Linked DNA regions of Homo sapiens: region 2 is linked to region 1. Evidence: read pairs that join two places in POLR2A ChIA-PET (ENCODE). Cell type or tissue: OCI-LY7. All regions are shown on one strand. Each heading gives the region's core, and the rest is flanking DNA. Links, peaks and the distances in the headings are about the cores only.

Region 1 (2,924 bases), core at 234-2,733:
GATGTAAATTTGGGTACTTAAATTTTTAAAAATGTAATAATGATAGTTAACTAACAATTATTGAGCTACATGCCAGGCACTTTTAAAGGTGTTTTTCATATATTATTTAATTTTCACAACAACCCTATGATATAGTTTTTATTATTAGTTCCATTTTACAGTTCAGAAAGTGGAGGCATAGAGAGATTAACTTGCCCAAGGTCACAGAACTAGTAAGTGGTGGAGTCAGGAAATGAATCTGGAGTTAGCATTTAAATTTTAACAGTCTGACTTCAGGAGTCTGCATTCCTCACCATAAACCACTTGGAAGTTGCTTTTGAAATTCAGAAGTATACATACTGTGAAGCTCTGAAAAAGGAATATTTGAAAGAAATCTGAGAGTCCATGCTAAGAACAGATACTACTTTCAGATGGACCAGGATTTAGTAGGCAATGCCTAGAGCAGTTCTTAAGTGTGGAAGTATCAGCGTTATTTGGGATCTTGCAAATTCTCAGGGCCATACCACCAATCAGAAACTCTGGGGGAGAGGCCCAACAATCTATGTTTTAATAGACCTTCTAGATGATTCTAATACATGCTAAAATTTGCAAAACCTAGAGGCCAGAGCTCTGGAAAAAATAAAATCCAAGAGAGAGCAAGCTGACAGTGGCAGAAAAAGAGAGTAAAGCTGAAAAGATTGATGATGACAGGTCTAACGGGGGTGGGATAGGGAAGGAGAAAAGGGAGGCTGGGAGCAGAATACGTTGTTAAAGAACTAGAACATAAAAGAAGAACAGTATTTATATGTGTGTGTTTTAAAAGGCCAAGAGGAAGGAAAAGGAGATCCACTAGATGGATGTACGTTAAATGTCAGAGGGAAGATAGACATCATATTGCTATCATTCCTTTGGGCGCTAGAAGGAAGGTGAAAAAGTTCTTAGCTCAGCCTGGGCCTAGTTGGGGGGACAAAGTTATATATAGCTAGAAACCCTATAGTAGAGAGATAGGAGGGCTAAGAATATGAGAGAGTAGTAGTGTGAGCCTGTGCTTTGCACCTGAATCAAGCTAACTGAATACCATGAACTGCTTTTATGAGATGCCTCAGCCTATATAATTTGAATTCCGGGTTCCTTCATTTGTAATTATCTAGTTGAATGTCAAAGTTGGGTGTGCTGGATGGACTGAAGCCTCTTCTCTGGGTGGGGATGAATATAACATTAAAGAAACTGGAGAGAATGAAGGGCACAGGTTGATCTCTGAGTGAATCACACGCCTACCCCTACAAAATGTCAGTAAAGAACAAACTCATGATCATCCAGCACATAAAACAGGATCCCCCATTTTTGTGTCATTCCACTTGGTGGGGTTTTTCTTCTACATCTATTTTATTTGCCAATTTTGTTTATCTAAATTATATGATCAGATGCTAACAAATGCTCCTCACTCTTGTGCCTTGTTCTGATTTGTGTTTATTTTTAGCACCAGAAAAGTACCACTGTAAGTCATGAGATGTCTGGTCTGAATTGGAAACCCTTTGTATATGGCGGCCTTGCCTCTATCGTGGCTGAGTTTGGTAAGAATGTGAGAAATGACAAATCTGCATTATACGGTATAGATGGTAGCTTATGATGATGGTTATTTTTGGTGAAAGCTAGGTAAAAAATAAGAAGCTCGCCTTATTTTGAAAATTGTCTCAAAGCCATGAAGTAATATTTCAGGGAAAGTACTACTGATGGTATGGCAGATGAGTTAAGAAAAGTCAAACTAAGGAAAGCTTTTTTGGTAGTTTAGTGATTTGTTAGTTTGCTAGGCTTAAGTAAAATACATGAATATATAGAGGGAGTTGATATGTCATAAGGGTTTTTGCTATATTTCTGTATTAATAGTCTTTTATGCTAAATTATTTATAAGTTTATTTGTACTGAAAGTCCTTTTTTTCAAACCTCTTTCCCATTTTAGAAGAAAATGTACTAACAAGATCAAACAAGATTCTCTTCTACATGATTTTGATTTTGAAATATTTTTAGATTGTCGTTTTTTTCATCTTCCAGATGTTCTCTTTTCTAAACTATTCATGAGTGACTACTGACGTTCTTGGCATATCCTGTGGTGTTGTGATATTTGGGTCATCAGTGACCAGAGCTACCTAATCACCTTGTTAGTTTTACACCCTGAAATATATTTTGTCAATGTGATGACCACTTCTGTTTGTTGATGTAAGAGGTTTGGTTAAAGAAATTTCCCCCCCAAACACTCTGCTGGTATTAGTCCTGAATTACCTAAGGGACCAGGATGAGTAGAACCAAATAAGACTTTGCCATTATCTTTCATAATATTAGGGGACTATTTGTTTCTTGTAAACAGATAAAAGAAAAACCCCACAAAACTTTGTAACACTATATAAGAGCATCTGGAGCAGCAATCCCATGCTTTCCTATCTTTGTGAAAATTTAGGGAGATTTTATGAGACACAGAGGTGGGGAGACTTGGGGTGGGAAGGGGCAGGAGGGAGACTGATAAATGCCAGATTATATGTTACAGATGAAATAAAAAACAACATTTAATTATTTTGCATTTATAATAGGGCAATCTGAAAGCATTTTATTATATTACAGTTTGAAGTATATTGTGGGTCAATTGGTGCTGCCTATGTATAGTATAATGCATTTCACTTACCACATGCAACTCATGTTCTCTGACAGTGGTATTCTACTAGAGCTCTTCTATGTGTTATAAAAAGGACTTTGTCTTAGGATTCAAATATTGTCCTTGGCTTATATTTAGCAACAACTTAACTGTGATTCTTTGGACATACTTATAAATAAGTGTGTTCCTTTATAGGGACTTTCCCTGTGGACCTTACCAAAACACGACTTCAGGTTCAAGGCCAAAGCATTGATGCCCGTTTCAAAGAGATAAAATATAGAGGGATGTTCCATGCGCT
Region 2 (2,924 bases), core at 140-2,639, 490 kb after region 1:
GGGGTAGAATTCAGATCTATGTCTGCTCTTAACTGCTAGGTTATGTTGCCACCAATAGAATACATAACATACATATCTGTCTATTTAATATTTATTTACATGTAATATGTATGTATATTATGATAGGTAAATTCTACACGAATTAGCTAGGCAGAAAGCAGCATAACATATTAGAAAAAAACACTTGATTAGGAGTCCCGAGGCCTGGGTTTGTACTCTAGGCTCTGACACTAACTAGTTTGTATGGCTTCAGGTGAGTAATTTAACACCTCTGTGCCTCAGTTTCCCCATCTATAAAACAAGAATATCAAGCAGAAGCTTCCATAACATCCCCTTTAGCTCTACCATTCTATTACTCTACTGAAATAAGTTATGTCACATAAATTACCATGAATGTTTTGCCTTTGCAGATAACTTACACCGAAAGCAACTCAAGGAATAAATTCTGCTAAAAAGCACACCCTTGACACAGCAGATCTGCTAGAAAGAGGGAGATGATTTCAAAAGGAGAAACTTCCTGTGATAGCAAATGGAGCTGCCAGCGTAGTCTTTGAACTCTCCTTCACCATCAGCCAACGAAAGACTTCAGTTATTCTTCACTAAAAATGACAGTCTGCAAGTATTTTGGACCTCCAGGTCGAGGCTAAGTTGGCAAGAACTAAATGGAGAGAAAACCATTTTACAGGGTCACTGCTAAATCCAGAATCACGGGATTTCTGAAGAAACTGTATATGGGTGACTAAATCAAAGGCTTCTGTTAGGTCAATAAAAATGTTTCTAATAATAAAAGTCTCAGACTTTGTTTCTGAAATATCACTGGTGCTTTAAGTTGAATTGAGAGAAAGGCTAGATATGAAACATAACTAGACCACTGTTAGAGAATTCCCTTCTCTAGGGACTGAGCATCTGGGAAAAATGTCACGTAACCTTAGCAAGACACATGGAATCACAATCAATGTAGGCAGACTCTGATTTTTGATCCTTTGTACAATGCACAATACCAAATTGATCAGTGAGTCTCCAGAAAAAAAAAAATGAGCACATTCAAAGACTCGACTGGCCTTCTACAGGGGGTTTTCAGCAGTCTGAGGAGCAACTGATTGAAGAGTCTTAAGCTTTTATGTTTGTATTTCTCCAGAGCAGTTCTTGGCTAGCTTCTCTCTGCTCTGCTGCCTTCCCAGGTGACTAACAGCTGTTATCTCTGACCCAGGAAGTAGTGATAAGCTACGTTCCTAGCTGCCTTTCCAAAGCTCTCAAGAGTGGGTAAAAGAGGTTACTGATAGTGTCTTCTCACTTTTACTACTGACAGTGATGGAATTCCTAGAGAGCTAATTTTTCTCATGAAATATTTTATTTTATAAAGGTAGCCAAAGAAAGGCAAAGAAAGGCTGGGGGAGAGGAAGAGAGTAAGCTATTTAGCTTTATCTGTGGGTTATTTTCCTCATGGCATAGTACTTTGTGTTTTTAAATTCAATGAAACCTTTTATCCTCTAGGTGAGCATTTTATATGAACCCACAGATGGCTTTTTTAGTTGGCCAATATTAGAAATACAAAGGTGTCTGAATGAATAGATAACTGACATTATCACAGGGTTGGAAAGGGAAGAAGCATATGGCAGGTTGATACTAGGAATTATTAAGATAAAATTGAAAGTGTTGGAATTTGAAAGTGGGTACTAAATTCATTTGGATTACAAATTATTACAATGAGAAACCAGAACCTTACAGACTAATCAATTTTCATTAATGGATTTCTTTTGACCTTGTCCAGTGGTTTCTAAATTGGTTCTTGCAACAGACCCTTGGAATGGCTTCTCTCCATTTGGTGGCCCAGTGCATTAACTTATACTTCTCCTGTGCCAACAGCTCATCTACAGTAACAGAAGTGAAGCCTTTCTACTATGAGCTCTGAGTACCCAACTAAGTCCACAAATGGACTAGAAAGGTCATAGCTGCTCACTAACCAGTAGACATGTCAAATCAGATTTGTATAATTTTAGAGTTGAAATGGTCCTTTGAGGTTATCTTACTTTTAACCTTGATCCCAGTAAAAGAATCTCATTCACAGCATGCCTAACAGTGGCATCTAGACATACTTAAACATGTTCAGGACTGGAAAAGTCCTTGCTTCATAAGAACACCCATTCCACCGCCAGACAGTTTGAATAGAAAGGTTTTCCCCTATATGCTAGGCGAAAATCTGAATTCCTATGGCTACCTGGGTTCATATCCAGGTTCCCTCATTTATATGATCTTGGGTAGATCACTTAATCTCTGTGTTTCAGTTTCTTTATATGTAAAAATGGAGATAACAATAGTACCTACCTCATAGGATTGCAATTAAACAAGTTAACACAAATCAAGTACTTAGCACAGTCCCTGGTACAAAATAAGTGCTCAGTAAATATCAGCTCTTGATCTTACTGCTAATATTACTGCTACATTTACAACTGCTACTATCACTACTAAGGATACCCTCTGGAGTGACACATATCAATCTTCAATCCTCTTGTTCATATCAGCTCTTCAAATATTTGAAGACTCCTATCCAAAGCATGAGCTTCAAAGGTATGCATCTCTCTGCTTTATATTAACTCTGTATTAGGCAAGTTATCTGATACCTTCAAATCAGACACTTTGAAAGCAGATAACACCTACTATCCTGGCATGATGGCTCATGCCTGTAACCCCAGCACTTTGGGAGGCTGAAGTGGGCGGATCACTTGAGGTAAGGAGTTATGAGACCAGCCTGGCCAACATGGTAAAACCCCGTCTCTGCTAAAAATACAAACATTAGCCGGGCATAGTGGTGCATGCCTGTAATCCCAGCTACTTGGGAGGCTGAGGCAGGAGAATCGCTTGATCCAAGGAGACAGAGGTTGCAGTGAGCCGAGATCGCGCCACTGCATTCCGGCCTGGGGGAC

Evidence for each region. Peaks named below come from ENCODE experiments on the same cell type or tissue, not always from the same donor. Only the 100,000 strongest peaks of a DNase experiment are listed, where the experiment ranks them.
Region 2: POLR2A ChIA-PET joins it to region 1 with 9 read pairs; 1 of 35 experiments calls an interaction of 5 or more read pairs at or near these places.

Annotation. Positions count from the first base shown.
Region 1 is chrX:130,343,723-130,346,646 of GRCh38, forward strand. SLC25A14 (solute carrier family 25 member 14) reads left to right here. Exons shown (of 11, transcript NM_001282195.2): 3 at 1,460-1,553; 4 at 2,822-2,924. Among named protein-coding and RNA genes, the nearest start is that of SLC25A14, 5.3 kb to the left of the region's middle. In OCI-LY7, for the core only: no CTCF peak of the experiment used is centred there; no DNase peak of the experiment used is centred there; H3K4me3 peaks cover 615 bases; H3K27ac peaks cover 1,052 bases.
Region 2 is chrX:130,835,440-130,838,363 of GRCh38, forward strand. All of the region lies in intron 2 of ENOX2 (ecto-NOX disulfide-thiol exchanger 2), which reads right to left. It overlaps LOC124905217 (a long non-coding RNA gene), which reads left to right. Exons shown (of 2, transcript XR_007068334.1): 2 at 411-784. Among named protein-coding and RNA genes, the nearest start is that of ENOX2-AS1, 34 kb to the left of the region's middle. In OCI-LY7, for the core only: no CTCF peak of the experiment used is centred there; a DNase peak (open chromatin) is centred at 1,192.